Regions from separate parts of the Mus musculus genome. Here region 2 is linked to region 1. A link is a loop called in an ENCODE intact Hi-C map of the cell type or tissue named here. Cell type or tissue: heart. All regions are shown on one strand. Links, peaks and the distances in the headings refer to the core of each region. The heading gives the core; the rest is flanking DNA. Region 1 holds the start of Snorc (secondary ossification center associated regulator of chondrocyte maturation). Region 2 has its middle 12 kb from the start of Inpp5d.

Evidence for each region. A loop is a pair of places that touch in the nucleus more often than their neighbours do. Peaks named below come from ENCODE experiments on the same cell type or tissue, not always from the same donor. Only the 100,000 strongest peaks of a DNase experiment are listed, where the experiment ranks them.
Region 2: a loop joins it to region 1, with 2.3 times the contacts of the local background. A loop is called at or near these places in 3 of 42 quality-filtered maps.

The regions. Positions count from the first base shown.
Region 1 is chr1:87,468,079-87,476,402 of GRCm38, forward strand. It overlaps Snorc (secondary ossification center associated regulator of chondrocyte maturation), which reads left to right and starts at 2,123. Exons shown (of 3, transcript NM_028473.2): 1 at 2,123-2,333; 2 at 6,945-7,127; 3 at 7,251-7,404. The coding sequence starts at 2,261. The coding sequence ends at 7,360. In heart, for the core only: a CTCF peak has its summit at 414 (motif pointing right); a DNase peak (open chromatin) is centred at 4,703; H3K4me3 peaks cover 865 bases; H3K27ac peaks cover 499 bases; H3K27me3 peaks cover 3,939 bases.
Region 2 is chr1:87,603,780-87,612,103 of GRCm38, forward strand. No RefSeq gene overlaps it. Among named protein-coding and RNA genes, the nearest start is that of Inpp5d, 12 kb to the right of the region's middle. In heart, for the core only: a CTCF peak has its summit at 4,843 (motif pointing left); DNase peaks (open chromatin) are centred at 4,092 and 4,832; H3K27me3 peaks cover 389 bases.

The sequences.
Region 1 (8,324 bases), core at 54-8,053:
TTTTCAGACAGTGCGAACCTGAACACTTGCCTGCACTTGGACCCAGAAGGTTCATTTCCAGACACATAGCCAAGAGACACTGGCATCCACAAGGGAGGATGTGCAAGAACATGGAAGCTATATTTGTAAGAACCCCAGTCTGGAAACATCCTGATTACTACGGATGCTCTGAGACACACTCTTAGGGCAGTATATGTCCCAGCACCAGAAGCAAAGATGCCCATCGGTGGGTGTGGGCTTGAGAGGAGCCATGCTGGCATGCCGAGCGTGGTTTTGGCTGATGGGGGCAGAGATTACACACATGTACATGGATACAAGAGTTCGCTGACCTGTACACAAAATTTCTGCACATTTTTTTTTTTTATGATTTGGATATGAAGTGTCATCCCAAAAGGCTCGTGTGTTGAAGGTATAGTCTCCAGCTGGTGGCACTATTGAGAAAAGATTGCATTATGTGTGTGGTAACTTCATTAGTGACTTAGCTGTTTCATCGATGGGTTCACAGCTGAAGGAAGCAGAACCTGGTTGGGAGTAGACCTCAGCATGCTTTTCAAAGTGTGTCTTGTCCCCAGCCAGGTGTGTCTCCCTGCCTTTCTTCCTCTGCTGTGAGAACCGCAGCCTCCCCTGTTCCCTGCCACCACTGTGATGCTCTGCCTCTCCGTAGGCTCAAGCAACAGGACAAGTTGACCAGGACCATAAAACCTGCAGCCATGAGCCAGAGTAAACTCTTTTAAAAAGTCATCTCTGGCACTTTGTCACAGCAACGAAAGGTTGATTCATGCACCTCGTGTGCATGCTTCTCTTCTGAAAATGAACACACAAGGGGGAGCGATATGAAAATTCATAAAAATGTAAGTGCTGTGAAGAACCTTAAAGTGACCCAACGACAGGACACAGGCTGACTGACCAAGCTCAGACCTGGAGAAACATGATGATGAGTGTAGCTACTACTTTCTAGGGAAGAAGATAGAGTGCAAAGGCCCTGGGGCAGGAGCCACGCTAGTATCCTGCAGGAGCCCTATTGTTGGGGCCAGCAGCTGGAACATAGGGAGAGAGCAGGAAAGCAGAGGGAAGACTGGCTAGGGAATTTGCCTTTTTGTTTGGAAAACTATGAAGTAGCAGAGCCTCAGGGGCTTAAGAGACTTGGGGAACTTGCAGGGTGAGCACACCTGTGTGTGTGTGTGTGTGTGTGTGTGTGTGTGTGTGTGTGTGTGCGCGCGTGTGTTGAAGTCCATCTGTGGGTGTAGGCAGAGGCTGAGGAGGCCAATGTGCTTGGTCAGACCTGTTGGGAAGGTAGTGAGCTGAACTCTGAGCCAAGCCCAGGCTTAAAGGTGAAACTGAGTCTCTGGATTAGTGGAGAGTGCCTACAAGAACAAGGGAGCCAGGGAGAAGGACTTGTGCATTGAGACCTTCCTGGAAGGGGCCTAGAGCGGCTGGCCAAGGGGCTTTAATAGAAAATGCCTCACAACCTTAGCTTTAGTAAGGGCCAGTGGAAGGGTCCTGAGCAGGGTCTCCCAGAGTCCTGAGCACAGTGGCTCAAGGCATTTGTTGTGCCTGGGTGAGGCTCCTGTCTTGGGAGGCTGGGAAAGTTTGTACTTTCACTAGTCCAGGAATATGTGTGTGTGTGTGTGTGTGTGTGTGTGAGAGAGAGAGAGAGAGAGAGAGAGAGAGAGAGAGAGACAGAGAGAGTGAGACAGAGAGACAGAGACAGAGAGACAGAGAAGAGAAAGAGGAGGGGAGCAGGGCAGAGACAGAGAGAGAGGAAAGGAACCCTCTCTCTCCCCTCCCCTCCCCTCCCCTCCCCTCCCCTTCTCTCCCTTTCTCTCCCCTTTTCTCTCCTCTCCTCTCCTCTCCTCTCCTCTCCTCTCCTCTCCTCTCCTCTCCTCTCCTCTCCTCTCCTCTCCTCTCCTCTCCTCTCCTCTCCTCTCCTCTCCTCTCCTCTCCTCTCCTCTCCTCTCCTCTCCAGGGTGGGGCTGTTTGGTAGTTCAGGACTGCAGGTCTGTCTGAGTGCGCTCTCTCTCTCTCTCTCTCTCTCTCTCTCTCTCTCTCTCTCTCTCTCTCTCTCTCTGTGTGTGTGTGTGTGTGTGTGTGTGTGTGTGTGTGCATGCGCGTGCATGTGTGAGGGGCGGGCACGGTGTCCCAGGAGGACAGAGTTTGCATTGATGAAAACCCTTCCCAGCTCTTTGAAGCCTCTTTCCCGCTGCCTGAGCCCAGCCGCCTAGTCCTCTGTGTCCCATAAGACTGCTCACTCCCTGCCAGGATGGCATCTTGTCTGGCCCTGCGCGTGGCGCTGCTGCTCATCTCTGGGGTCCTGGCCCCTGCGGTGCTCACAGGTAAGGGGCGCAGGCCCTCAGCTCTGCTGCTACCAACTTCTCAGGGCCAATAACTACCACTGGGACCAGATCCTCCAGTACCTATGGGGTACAAGCCCCTCACACAAGGTGGGATTCCCAGCTGTGGTGATTCTGGGAGACTCCCACAATGCTGGCTGGTAGAAACCGAGTAAGATGATGTATGTTAGCAGCAGGATGGGTGGCCATTGAAAAAGACTTGGGTATCAGGGTCTGGTACATTTGGCTGTCTGATGTTCTTGGGGTAATACTTTGCCGCTAGAACACCTGGAGACTTCTGGACCTGGGAGGCTGGAGGACTCATCAGACATAAGGCAAAGGGCTAAAGGCCAGAGACCCTCTGGGCAGAAAACCCAGAGACTCATGATTCCTTTAAATTCTGCAAACCCTTTCCTTCTGACTTACGACCTAGGTGCTGTCCCCATAGAGATAAATATTTCTTAGAGTCTTTTGCAGGATAGTGAGGAAACTGGACTGAGCCCTAGGTGGCCTCTCTGGGGTCTGAAAAAAACACTGCATGGCAGGCCTGCTCTGGGTCTGCTTCAGAGCAGGGACATAGGCACAGATAGGCTTTGATTATGAGAAAATAAATCTCGCGCAGTTGTTCAGTAGTCTGCAGAAAGGCCTCTGGGTTCCCTGGTTGTCTTACAACATTGCTGCCTGAACTTTAGGGGTGTCTGTGTGTCTACAAAGGAAAGAAGTCACCTCTGTGGTAGAAGCATAGCCTCGGAACTCGCGGCCACACCCCAGGATGGTGACGGTGGTCTGTGGGCCGTTCTACCTCCCCTCAACACCCCAGGAAATAGCTAAAGACCTGACTCTGCCCAGCCTGGCTCATACCTCTCTTGGCCATTTCCTAATCTGTAGAAGGTGGCACCCACTACGCTGCCTCCCTCATAGTGGGATGCTAAGGCCTCACCAGGGCTCAATGCAGGGCTCTGAGGATGGCCAAATGTCCAGTCAACACTCAGTGTTCAGAGTGTGAGCAGGGTTCAAAGCCCGAATGGATTTTGGGGAGAACCATCTCTTCTCATATGTTGGGACACACCCAGCTTCTGGAGTGGGAGCTGTGCTCGGTAATGTAGCCTGAAGTACCCCTGAGTTAGGACTTACAGTGGGAGGAGGCATTTTCTATTGCCTAGGACTTGGAGCTGAGACCCACACCGCTTCCTGCCACAGTGAGGCTGTTGCCTGGCAGGACCCTGCAGCTGGAGCCTTCCTAGTGGCTCCTGTCCAGGTTTCTGTTAGGTTTCTTCCAACCTAAGCCTCTAGCCAGAGCCCCGGTCAGATTATACATACACAACTCTAGTGGGTGGGCTTTCTGTTCCCACAGAAGCTTTGGGAATAGCCAAGACCTCGCCTGACCTCACCTCCCTCTTTTTCCACGACTTCCTTCTCCCCTAGGAACAGGCGGGCCCACAGCAGGCATGAGCATGCAAATCCCACCTTGGGTTTTGGGGTTCTGGCTATTCTGGGAGTGGGGAGATAGGAGGTTCTCAGAACTAGCCATGGACGCATAGGTCTGCACAGGTGTGTACGAGGTCTGTGGCCCTGTCTCTCCTGGGCTGCAGTCTCATAGCAGGAAAGAGGAGATGGGGTACTCCTGGGGTACTCCAGCCTGCCACCCTTCCCGCCTCAGCTGGTGGCCACAGCCACTGAGGTAGGGGAGCAGGCCAGGTTGAGTGGGCAGGAGGCCAGGGTGGGGATGAAAAGGCTCTTCATGTCTGCACAAAGGCCGTCTGTGAGCATGGGCGCCTGGCCTGGGGGCCTGTGGTCAGACCAACCGTTGAACAAACTTATTTACCAAAAGGCAGAGGAGCTTGGGGTGGTGGGGTTAAGGGGACAGCCTGGGGTATCCAAGCTTGTGACACTGACACCGTGTCACCTCTGCCAGAACAGAAACTCCTGTGACCTTGCTCACTGTCATGGTGTTTGAGTGTCCTTGTGGCCAAGGTGGACAGAACAGAAATCTCCTGCCGTGCCTGCCCTCTCCATCAACGCTTGCCTCTGCCCTCTACACTCTGCTCCCGGGGCCCCTGTACACACCTCCCAGGCCTCCTCCTCCCCACCCTCACCCCTCTCCTCCTGGCACACTGGCCTATAGTTCCTGGCTTCACCAGATGACTGGAAGGGAGCTGGCTTGCTGCTCTTTCTTAATGTTCTAAGTCTGGAGAACATGGCTTGCATAGGAAAAACAAGATAACGCCTTGGCTACGGCCCACAGGTGCACCCCTTCCTTGGTGGGTTGGGGCAAACTCAGTCCCTGGCCAGGAAGTAGGCACCACTTCGGCTGGCTGGCCCTGGCACTCAGAAGCCTTGGGCGGCCTCCCTGGTCAGACGCCTGGTACTGGAGGTGAGCTTTGGCCAGTAGAGGTGGGATAGGGAGGGGCCAGCCTGTTTGTCTATTTTGGGTGTGTCGTGAAGAGTCTCGGGACAGACAGGCAGTCTATGAAGCCCAGACCTCAAGGCCTGTTGAATGGCAGGCATACTTGCTTTTTTTTTTCCAGCCCTAGGAGCCTGACACTAGATTGCTTGAGACCTGAGGTCGTTCATTGTGGTTCTCAGACTATGAACACTGCCTCCTCTAAGCAGGTCACTGTGGCCTCACAGAGCACTCTCCACGCTTAGAGGGAGGCTGGCTGGGGCCACTCTATGAGAGGGAGGCTTCTGCAGTAGGAGGCAAAGGTCTTCGTGGGCCTTTTGCCAGTCTTTTCTGAAAAGGGGGTCTAGTTTTGGGACGCCCCGGGGCACATGATGGTAGTCCCTACCTACAAGCTGAGTCTCAAGTCCGGCCCAGGCTTGTGAGATGCTTTAGGCTAATGCCTAAAGGACCTGCCAAAATCCTAAGGGACCTGCCAAAATCCTAAGGGACCTGCCAAAATCCTAAGGGATCTACCAAAATCCTAAGGGATCTGCCAAAATTTTATGGTGCAAAGATTTCAATTTTACCAAAAAAAAAAAAAAAAAAGTTGTAAAATTATCTTCTGAACTCTGGCACAGATTTTACCTGGTCACCAGTCACCACTATTTGCCACATAGCTACCCAGGCCCAAATGCAGAAGCAAAATTGCCGACATCATTTGACCTCTGTTGTTGAGAACAAGGGCAGTCTCTTTCCCAACCAGAATGTGGCTTCAAACTGGGACAGTAACCCCAGCACTGTATTTACCTGCCTTACCCAGATTCTCTGATAGAACACAGGACCCCTCCCTGTCCTGGTCCAGAACAAACCCTCACACTTCTTTCTCCTTTCCAGACCTTGGCGTTTTTTGTTTGTTTGTTTGTTTTTGTTTTTGTTTTTTGAAGGGCTTAGTTATTTTGAGGTTGACCAGAGTCGGGCTTTGGCTGTGTCCTGTTTACCCTGGGAGATGGGGGGAAACCATGAACAGGAACACTCCAGTCTCATGGGTCTATCCTGGGCTATCCTTATTCTGAGCCTGTCCACAGAGGGACAGAGGCACCCAAAGATGGAGCCCTTAGCTCAAAGGAGTTCCAGGGACCTGCAAGTTGTGGAAGAGCTGGTAAGAGAGGTACAGCTTTACTGGAGGACACTGGGAAGACAGAGCCATCACTAGCCTGTCCAGGGCTTTGGACCACCATGGCTGTCTCCACTTAACCTGAACCTTGACTTTCTTTACTCTGATTAGGAATAAAATGATCCCTGTGCCGCAGGCAGCTAATTAATTAGATGATCGAATGATATCCATTGGGTCTCTGTATGGAACCTGCTTGGGGCTGAATGCCCCTGGCTTTCCTTCCCAGATGAAATCAAGCCTTGGTCAGGGGACCAGCTGAGATACCTGACAGACAGGCTAAGGGGACCTTAGAGCCTGATACCAGCCTGGTCTTGAACTTGTCATGGGGGAGACACTGGCCTAGTGGGTGGTGCTCTGGGCTTTACAGACTGGGCTTCTTATAGTGGTGTGTGTTTAGGGGGAGGGAAGGCTGAGGCAGTGGAAACATCAGGCCATGTGACTGGTATCCATCCTGTGTTTCCTATCTTTTTGCTTCACTCTGGGATCCCTGAGTACCCCAAACCATGCCGACTCCCAGCCCCAGAGGTAGAGGACTGTTGATGAAATGCAGCTCAGGGTGCTGAGACCGATGGAGTGTGGGAAGCCTGCCTTTGCTGGCCACCTCCCCTTCATCTGTCCCCCATTTCCTGCAAGCAGCAATATGCTGTCTTGGATTGAAGGGGCAGACGGGTAGGGGGGCTGCTAGAGGCCCAGGGTTGGCTTCTCCCAGCCTTCGTCTGAGAAGTGGTACCCTCAAAGGTCCTTGACTAGGCTTTTGCCCCAGGTGATAGCTGAGCTGTATCTGCCCTGGGGGACAGAGCAACCCCCACTTTTTGCAACTGTCCCTGGCTCTCTGCCCCCTATCAATCTGTCTTCTAATGGCTTCAATGCTCAACAGGTGTTTTGTGGGTCACATGTGAATGGTTTCCCAAACTTAGGAGAGAATTTCTGAGCCAGGTGCCTTACCTTGTGAAATGTGGGAGCTGGTGTAGGGCATCCCTTAGTTGATCTGGTGGAGAGAGTTGGCATCCCTGCCCACAGACTACCTGAGCTCCACTGTCTATTTTTGACTTTGCAGCAGAGGGTCCCCAGGAGCCCGATCCCACCCTGTGGAACGAGCCTATTGAATTGCCCTCTGGTGAAGGTCCCCTGGAGAGCACAAGCCACAACCAGGAATTTGCTGTCTCTGGCCCTCCGTTCCCCACCTCTGCTCCAGCACCAGAGGACAGCACCCCTCCTGCCAGGGTGGACCAGGATGGAGGTAGGACCTGGGCGGAGCAAGGAGAGGGGAGGGAGGAGGATGAGAGGTAAAGAAGGCATTGAAGGGCAGGCCTGGGCTGGATTTGGGAAGGGGAGGGGTAACATGGTCCTCTGTCCTCCATAGGATCGCTTGGACCAGGCGCCATTGCAGCCATCGTGATCGCTGCCCTGCTGGCTACCTGCGTGGTGCTGGCACTCGTGGTCGTCGCGCTAAGGAAGTTTTCCGCTTCTTGAAGCCAATAAAGGAGCCGCACAGGCCGGCCCGCGGCGACTCTGCATCTTGTGCTCTCCTTTGTCCCCTCCGTATCCCCGCGTGTGCGAGCCCGTGTGCAGGTGCAGCCGCGTGCGAACCTGGATGGGGGCGTATTGCTGGGCCACGCCGCGTGCCTGGGGGGTCGTGGGTGGCAGGCAGAGAACATGTGCATGCTTGGTCACGTGCATGTGTTGCGCCCCGAGTGAGTGAATGCAGGGCGCCTGAGCGCAAGTGTCTGCTAAGTACCACTCACTGTGTCCCCTGCTGTGCCCCCACCGCAGTGTGCCTGAGTGCCCCCCCCCCCCGCCCCCGCCACTACTCCTGGCCCCAAGCGCTTCCGCCTAGTGTGAGCAGGAGAAGGGTAGGGAGCGGGAGGGCTTGGCTCAGGTTCATTCACCCTATTCCTAGAGATCAACTCACACAGGACCCGTCTCTGGAGGACTGACATTGGATGGGGTAGTAAAAGCGTTTGACCTTCACTCAGGCAGGAGGGGCCATATTCTAATTCAGAAGCCCAATCCTTGTGTCTTCATTCTCCTCCCAGGGGTCAGACTTTTCCTGACTCCAACCATTCATATTCCTGGGGCCCCCGGGTTATTGAATATGCTCTTCCTAGGTGCTGTTCTTCCTTTTCCAGCTGACCCAGATGTTGGGGAACATCCGGGGACAGAATGGGGTGTGTGTGAGGGTGGTTGGGATGGCTGGGCAAGCCAGGGTAAGAGCTGTGACCCTCTGGTTGCAATGTAGCAAGGTGACATATCCTTCCAGGAGTGCTCAAGGGACTAAGGTCTCAACATCACCAAGAGCTGGGCTGTGATCTGTGGGGAGATCCTGTAAAGGCTAGTAGCTTGAACAGGTCTGTTCTGGGTCAGGCATGGCAGTAGGCACCTGCAATGCCGGTACTTAGGAGGCTGAGGTAGGACTGGCAGTTTAAGGCCAGTCTGG
Region 2 (8,324 bases), core at 252-8,251, 140 kb after region 1:
TCAACTGACCACAGGGTCAGTTTTCTTCAGGGTCTTTAACCTAATAACTTCTCCCCTTCCTCCCAAACTACAGCACATATTAAAACTGAACTAGAATCCTGCTCTGCTTTCTCTTCATGCTTGACACACAGAACATGTCCTCCCAGAAGCTCGTCTGCAGAAAGTAATAAGCCAACAGACACAGCCAGGGTCACTTGACTGCTGCCCTCTTTTCTGCTAGACGCTGCGGCCACCCCTCCTTGTCCCTATAAATAACACTGGAGGAAACATCTTTGGGGACACATTTTGGTCTTTATTGGGGATTGTTTCTATAAATCACCAACTCCTTCGTAAGGTGTTATTGAGTCAAGATAAACCTCCAAAAGCTCTTGAAACACATTCACAACTCCTGATTTAGAACTACATTGTCATGTAATTGTCGGCTTCCTAAACCTTCAAATGCCCAAGTTTCTAGACATATTGCTTCCATCATTCATTCGTTGTTGAAGTCATAAATCACAGTCTCTATTATCTTCCTGGTGGGGGATAATCTAGGTAAAATATCCAAAGTGAACAAGCATAGAAAATCCCAGACTCATAGAGTCCTAAATGCTCTGGTATTAATAACCCAGCCTGACTTTATTCATCTGGCCAGGGTTTCTGGGTGGTGTGGGTGGGGCAGTCAGAGCCTAGGCCCAAGCTCTGGGTCAGATGCCCTGGTAGTTGTTGCCACCTGTCCCGTGTTCCTCCCTGACAAGAAGCACTTGCCTTTCTTCTAGATCTTTTGGGGACGTTCTGAATGTGGTTTTAACCGGACTCTCATATACTGTCATCTCAGGCCTTCTTTTCCTTGAATCGAGTCACATACATATTGCAGACTTAACATGTTTTGCACTGTACTGGAGGAAGAGTCTACTGAGAACTGCCTCATGCCCGCTTTCAGGCCCTTGGAGGTCCAGGATCTGATCCTCCTAACAACCTGCAGCCAGTGGCCACTGTCATGACCCCACTTTACCAAGGAAGAGACGAAGACAGAGGAGAATGAAGCCTCTTGCTCATGACTGCAAAGGCTGACGAGAGGCTAGGTCAGGTTCCCGAGTCTGCCTTTTTCTAGCCTGGCCACAGAGGAACGGGACAAGGGCCTGAGGAGGATTAGCCCTTTGTTAAGTATCATGGGACATAACAAGAAGGCCCCAAGAAGTCCCAGCATGCTCTAAGAGGTGCAAAGTTTGTTCCCCGGTGTGTTTCTGGAAGCAGGCTCTCAAAGACTAGGTGCCAAGTCCAGGAGTGAGGAGGCATGCAGGGTTCCGATTTGGTCCTGGAATGGAGAGAGAGCTTGGGAGTGGGAGAGCAGAAGGGCAAGGCCAGGAAACGGGAGGGAGGCAAGGAGGAGCTTGGTGTGATGAGCAGGAAGCTGTCCTTTTATCCCAGGACAGAGCCAAGCAGACAAGGGTCCAATCAGAAAGACAAGACACTCCTAGCAGACATGGGAAGAGATAGCAGTGAGGGAGATGGCCCAGGAAAGAGCCTCTCCAAATAGCCCTGGGGCAGTGATACAAGGACAGATGGAGGCAGGACCTGAAGTAAGTGAATCCTAAGACATTATAAAGCTCATTGGATGTGGGTGGCAGGAAGAGGTGGGAATGGGGGGTGTCACCCTCCGACTTGGAAGAAGCCAGCTTGGTGGCAAAAATCTGGATAGGTGGTGTCCGGGGAAGAACAGGTTTTGGAGTGTAGATGGGAGAATTCACATGAGTGGGGTGTAAGTGCCTCCAGGATTATCCACAAAGGCAGGCATTGGGGAGATGTGTGGGTGGGAGCTTAGAATGAGGTCTGGCTAGGAACTTGGATTTGCAGGCTCTAGTCAGAGAAGGTATCCCCAGAGAGTGTAGACTAGACAACAGAAAATGCAGAAGGGGGGAGCACTCTCAAGCACCCAAGAGTATGGAGAAGACCTTGGTCACAAAGGAAAGCAGCGCTGAGGGAGCCTAGAGGATTTATCGAATGAAGAAGCTTTCAGGGTCTCTGGCTAGGCTGTGACAGAGTGGGTTGAGAGCTACAAGGTGGCCTGGTAGGCGGAGAAGTTTTTGGTCAGACCATAGGAGAGGGTAAGGCAGGTACAGGTAGGAAGTGATTACATTGTAACAGTCGCCAAGTGAGGACAATTAGACCCAAAGTGTCAGCTAAGCTAAGAGATGGGTTGATGGCTAGGCAAGAAGGTATGCTGTTGACCCCAGGGAGAAGCCCAGGGCCTGCCCTGCAGGTTTTTATTGAGCTGGTCTGGCTGGAAGCCTTTCATATTTATAGCCGAAGCTGAGAACCTGTGGCAGGGAGGGATTTTAAGGATAGGAACCATCACGCTTGCTCTCACAAGATGAAGGGGATGAGTGGGTGGGGAGGAGAGGAGAAAAGCCAGGACCATGAGAGATTTGAGAGCCAGTCCCAACTTGGTAGTAAGGTGACCTTGGAGGAGCAGAGTGTGTGAGAATAAAGGCAGATGCAGAGGAGGGTGGTCTGGGAGATCTGCTCTTCTTTGTGGGCAGTGAGGTGAAGAATTTTAAAGTCTGATGAATCTGGAAGTGAGCTGGGTAGAGCAGCATGAATACAGGAGATAGGGAACGGAGGAGGTTGGTGCTCAGCGGAGGCCTAGAAGTCCCTGGCTACCACATTGTTTGGACACATAACATGGGTTATTCTAGGGCTGGGGCTGCCTGTTTTTTTGTGTTTCTCTGGAGTTCAGGGAGTCTGGCTGGAATATTTCAGACAGAGATGGCAGAAAGGGGCTCTGAGGATGTCCAGGATCTGAAACACAAATGGGGTTGTGGACATTAAGAGTGAGGGAGACTGGGTGTGTAGAAGTGAAGACTGGGAGAAGGTGGGGGTGGAGCAGAGGCTGGGGACTGGCCAGAGGAGTGGAGCAGGATTTGGAGGCCATAATTTTGCTTGCCTGTGTTCTACAATTATAGCTACCATCAATAGAACTGGCTAAAGATTCAAGACTCAGGCATAGAGTAAAGGGGACTCCTGTCTGGTCCCTGTAAGGGAAGGAAATACCAAAGAGGGACAGTAGTGGTTTCCTAAGTCATTGAAGTCACAGGATATAATAGTCTGAGCTATGGGGAGCTTTGGGAGTTTGCAGACAGGAGAGGATTCTGGGAGAATGAAACCTTTGAGTAAAGGAATCGCAGAGTCTAGCAGTAAAGTTCTGATTATCTAATTCAAGGCTTACAGCACACAGTCCCATTCTGAGATCCTCAGATATGAGCTAGGAGCTCTGGTGTGCTGCTAATTTGCAGGTTGGTTAATCTCTCTGGTTCTCACTTTCTCAGGCGTGAAGTTGGAGGTTATGTCTGCCTTGAGGAGTATCTGTGTGGCCCGGACGAGGTAACTCATACATAAATGTTAGTGCAGTGCTTGCACCTAGAGGCAATCTATCGCTACAGTCCAGGTATTGTTAAGGGGTGAATTGTGGTGACTCCCAAAGTGACTGTCTCTGGAGATGGTGCTTTTAAGTAGCAACTAAAGTCGAACGAAGTCAGAAAGGTGGTAGGTTCAAAGGAAAGTATGGAAGGTAGCCGCCTGCCAGTCAGGAAGACAGCCCTCAGCAGAAGCAGCAATGTCAGAACCTTGATTGTGGATGCCCACCCTTTAAATGACAAGAAATAAATACCTGTTGTTGCGTTGTTGGAGTCACCGTCCATGATATTCTGTTGTGGGGCGTGATCTAAGACAAGTGCCCACAACGTGACAGTGTGGTGGTTAAGTGGGAAGAGGAGCCTGTAGCGGGGCAAGCGCTCTAGAGGCGTGGCTTATTGTAGAGGCTCAGGAGGTGGGGCAAAGAAGATGGACAGCATTCAGCAGGTGTCAGAAAAGGCTTATGGCCCAGGGTGAGGCAGCAGCCGGTCCCACAAAAGTGGAAAGCCATTTCAGAAACATTTTTTTTTAAACCAGGGTGTAACCCCGGAAACTCAAAGTCGGCTGAGGGTAGGGCGGGTGGCATAGGAGGAAGACGGGGCTGGGGAGAAGATTCTGGAACCCACAGTGAGGGTTTTTGGCAGATCAGTGAAGATAGCTGCTGGCTGAGGAAGCATAGAGGAAGAGGTAAAAAGTCTGAAGCAGGGAGCAGCTGACACGTAATCACCACAGAAAGCGGGTAGCTGTTGGCAGAAAAGGCGTTTAGGAAGCGCGGCCGCGGGCCCTGCCAAGGGAGGCTGTCGTGATTCACGCTTGGGAAGTGCTGGAGACCAGAACACAGGTTGGAGGAGGTCCAGGCATGGCACAGTGCAGTAAGTAGCCTGGCAACTGTGGTGGGCTGACCCTCTGGTCTGGGGCTTGACTCAGGGAATGGAGTCCCAGGGTGGAAAAAAAAAGATGAATTAGGAATCTGCCACCAGACTGAGCGTCTTCAGAGCGTTCTTCTGGGATGGTTATTTCAAATTGGTTTGTTGTTGTTGTTTTATTGGTTGGTTGGTTGGTTTTGTGTGTGGTTTTTTGGTTCTTGAGGTTTTTGTTTTTTTGTTTTTTTTGTCTTTTGTCTCTTTCATTTACTACTGTATCATTACTATTATGCCCTGTCCCTAAGAGTCCTGGCGACACTGGCTCAAGTTCTTACTCAATTCTTCCTACCCACTTGATCCCACCCATATCTTGTCACTGCCTGGTTTTCTGTCACAGCCAGGTTTCCCGTTTTCAACTATGCCATGAAGCACGGATCAAGACATCATGAGTTCTTTGTCCTCTTGGGAAATGGAGTCTGTTCCTGTTGCTGGCTTTATTTGAAAAGGGACGAGCTGGTCTTGATTGACACCTGAATGTTGTTCAGGCTTGGGGAGGCCAGAGGTCAAGGCGCCCCCTGGCGGTGGAAACTGCAAGGCTCAGGCCCTAACCTAGGGTTGTAGAAGCTGCGGGTAAGCTGTGTACTTGTAAGATGCTATCCTCCTTCAAAGCAAGGTTGTTAACCAGAGGTGATTCTTAGTGATGCTGGCTACACCCTGTGCCAGCATTCTGTGGCACCATTGGGTGCCAGGAGTCTACCCAATCCTGTGCTGGCCAAGGCACTGCCCTCCGGGCACTGATCATCTGAGTCACACAGGATTTCTATCTTATCCTAAACAACCCCCCAGGCCAGCCATGCTTCACTGCCTCTCACCCTTCAGCAGAGATGTCTTCCCCACTTTCCTGAGATACAGTGTGATTCAGATGGGCCAAATGTTACAAGGCTGGCCTTCAGACTCTGGCCCTGGTCCTGTGTATGATTCCATGTCTGATCTGAACTGCTGCAATAGAGTTTTCAGAGATACGGAGGAGAGATAGGATGAACTGAGGCTACCATCGTTCCATCCTCAAGGCAAGCCTGTTCCCAGGAAGCCAGCCAAGTGCTCTAAGACCAGTTGCAACGAACTTTGCAAGCTTGAAGGAAACCTGTGTCTGCTGAAGCCTGATGCTAGGACTTGCAAAGACCACCTTAAGGATGTGGTCCAAAGCCTGGTGTAGGACTTGTAAAGACCACCCTGAGGATCTCGTCCAGAAGCAGAAATGCAAATGGAACTGAGAAGCGAGATGATAGTCCAACGGAGCAGTGCCCTAACTGAGGCAACTTAGAGGAGATGTGGCAGCTAGAAGGAGCAGAGAGAAGACTGGATGGAGAGAGAAATGAGCAAGGGGAGTGGATAGACAGGAAAGAGCGCAGGGGCCAGATGGGAAGAGAGCCTTCCCAGCTCACAACCACAGCTACCGTCCTCCTCATGAGTATCCTTGATCTTTGACTTGGAAGAAGTCGATGCAGTCCTATGATGCAAATGAAGTTCCATGGACCTAGAAGGTGTGGCCTGCTGCTGTGGCAGCTGTGTAATGTCTGCTGGTGCCCTGAGGGTTACATGGACAGAAAAATGCAAGATTGAATCAGGAACAGGAGAAAATGATGTCATCAAGACGCTGGCTCACCGTAGTACAGTCAAACCTTTTTAAAAGTAGGGGGAGCAGCACAAAATACTGGTTAAAAGCACAACGCGTTAAAAATGAACATGGCTGTTTATTATCATTACAAAATATTCTTGTCCCATACCACAATACCAGCACTTAGGAGGCTGGCTGAGGCAGAAGGATCTCATGTTTGAGTCCAGCCTGAGCTATATAGAAAGACTAAAGCCAAATAAATAAATATGTTGTTCTGTAACTGACTGTATTAGCCTGCTTTTATACAGCCTACTGTGCAGTGGGTTTTTGTCACCAGCCTCGCTCCAGACAAATGAATGGAACACCAGCTTATACTATCAGAACATCCATGACACCACCAGAAATAAGAACTTTTTAAGCACTATTATCATGTTAGGAGACACCCCCCCCCCCCCGACAGGGTGTCATTGGTGACAGTGCCACATACATACAGTCACATACCACATCAGGGTATTTCAGTCGTTGACAAACTGTGGGTAGTTCTGCATCAGCTACTTGTGGAGGAAACAGCATTTAGTGACTAGAGCAAATGTTGAATATGGGTGAAGCATCCCTGCTCTGGGACAGATTAGTGACTAGAGTAAATGTTGAATATGGGTGAAGCATCCCTGCTCTGGGACAGATGTGTGAAAGGACTTTCCATAGCTAAGAGACCACGTCAATGCAAGGTCTTCAGGTTTTTACAGACGAGACAGATGACTTGCTTAGGGGTGGTATGGCACGATACAAGTTGATTCCTCTAAGTTCTGGCTAGATGAGTGCCTCAGAGCCTTGCAGTATATTAATAAGTACACACTGCTAGAGTACAGTATATTAATAAGCACACACTGCCAGTGTCCTAAGGGAGTGTAAGGAGTCCCAAGTAACTTGGCAAGCCACAGAAGTACTGGCAAGCACCACACCTTTCAGGACAAGATGCTGGCGAAACCCTGACTCCATTCTAGTCTTGCAACCTCTATGATCACATCAAGAACCTTGCTCAGGCTTGAGTGATGTCACCGAGGAACGTGATGAATGCCATCTAGAAGCACTGAGAGCATCATCCACAACTTCAAAGGAGTTTATCAACACGAAAAGGTTTCAACACTCAGCGGGGTGGTGGACAGCTGTGGCAGGCAGAGGACAAGGTTGACTCTGAGGAGCTCTGCGGGTGTTTCTGAGCAGACAACCAGACCTCAGGCCCTGCCCAGAATGCTGGCATGACAACAGGATATGGGGGCTAATAACAGCAATACTGATGATCCTGGTCCTATAGAGTCCTAAGCTAATGTGTTCATTTGTGCCTGATTTTCTATTAAAAAACAAACAAACAAACAAACAAAAAGAAACAAAAAACCAACTTAAGCAAAAACCACAACTTCCAAAATAAAGATATAAAGAGAGTGGCTTTGTGTTGCCATACAATGTATTTGTTTTAAATTGTGTTACAAAATCAAAGAGGTTTTAAAATACATTTTAGACATGCTTTATAATGTTATAATAAAAAGCAAAAGCGTGCATTGTTGAGTGGAAGACAAGAAGAGGGAAGACCTCATTTTAAAATGGAGTCTCTCTGGCTGTGGTGCCTCAAGTCTTGAATCCCAGCATTCAGAAAGCTGAGGCTGGAGGATAGCCACAAGTAGCCAACCTGGGCTACTCAGTGCAATCTTATTTCACAAACAAACCAGTCTCCCTACCTCATTCCTAAGATGGTAACATTTACTGTACATATTAATTAAACAATAGCTGGGAGCAATGGCATACATCTGTAATCTCAGCCCTTGGGAGACTGGTGCAGGAGGATCATTGTGAGTTCAAGGCCAGCCTAGGCACATCGTAAGTTCCAGGCCAGCTACACACAGAGACTGTGTCTCAATTAAACAAACAAAAGAAAAGAAGACATGATGGTGCATCACCCAACTCACTATATTAGAACAGAAAATGTCACTTAGCTCCTGCTCATGGGCATCACTGCTCTACAGACATGATCTGTGCCTGCCTCCCTTCCTAACGCCTAGGGAAACCCCATGTAATAGAACATGCAGCTGCACATGGGCACTACTTACACACACACACACACAAATATACGCACACACCTGGATCTTCCCCCATGAGTGTCCTTGAAACTGTCACATTCTAGAACTTTCTCTGGGCCCTCCAAACTGTCAGAACCCTTTCAAAAGCTTGGATTCTTGCTTTGAATATCTGAGAAATAACACACATGCATTCATTTACCCATGTACTATTCTCCCTTTGAGAGACACAGAAGGCTGTCTCACCTTCGCTTCAGGTCCTACTAAGAAGGGTCCTGGGGGAATCCTGGAGGATGGCTGAATATAATGTAAGGCAGACAGGAAGCTCTTAAGCCATTTGAGGGATCATGGGGACTTCAAGGTTGTGGCCCCTGAATA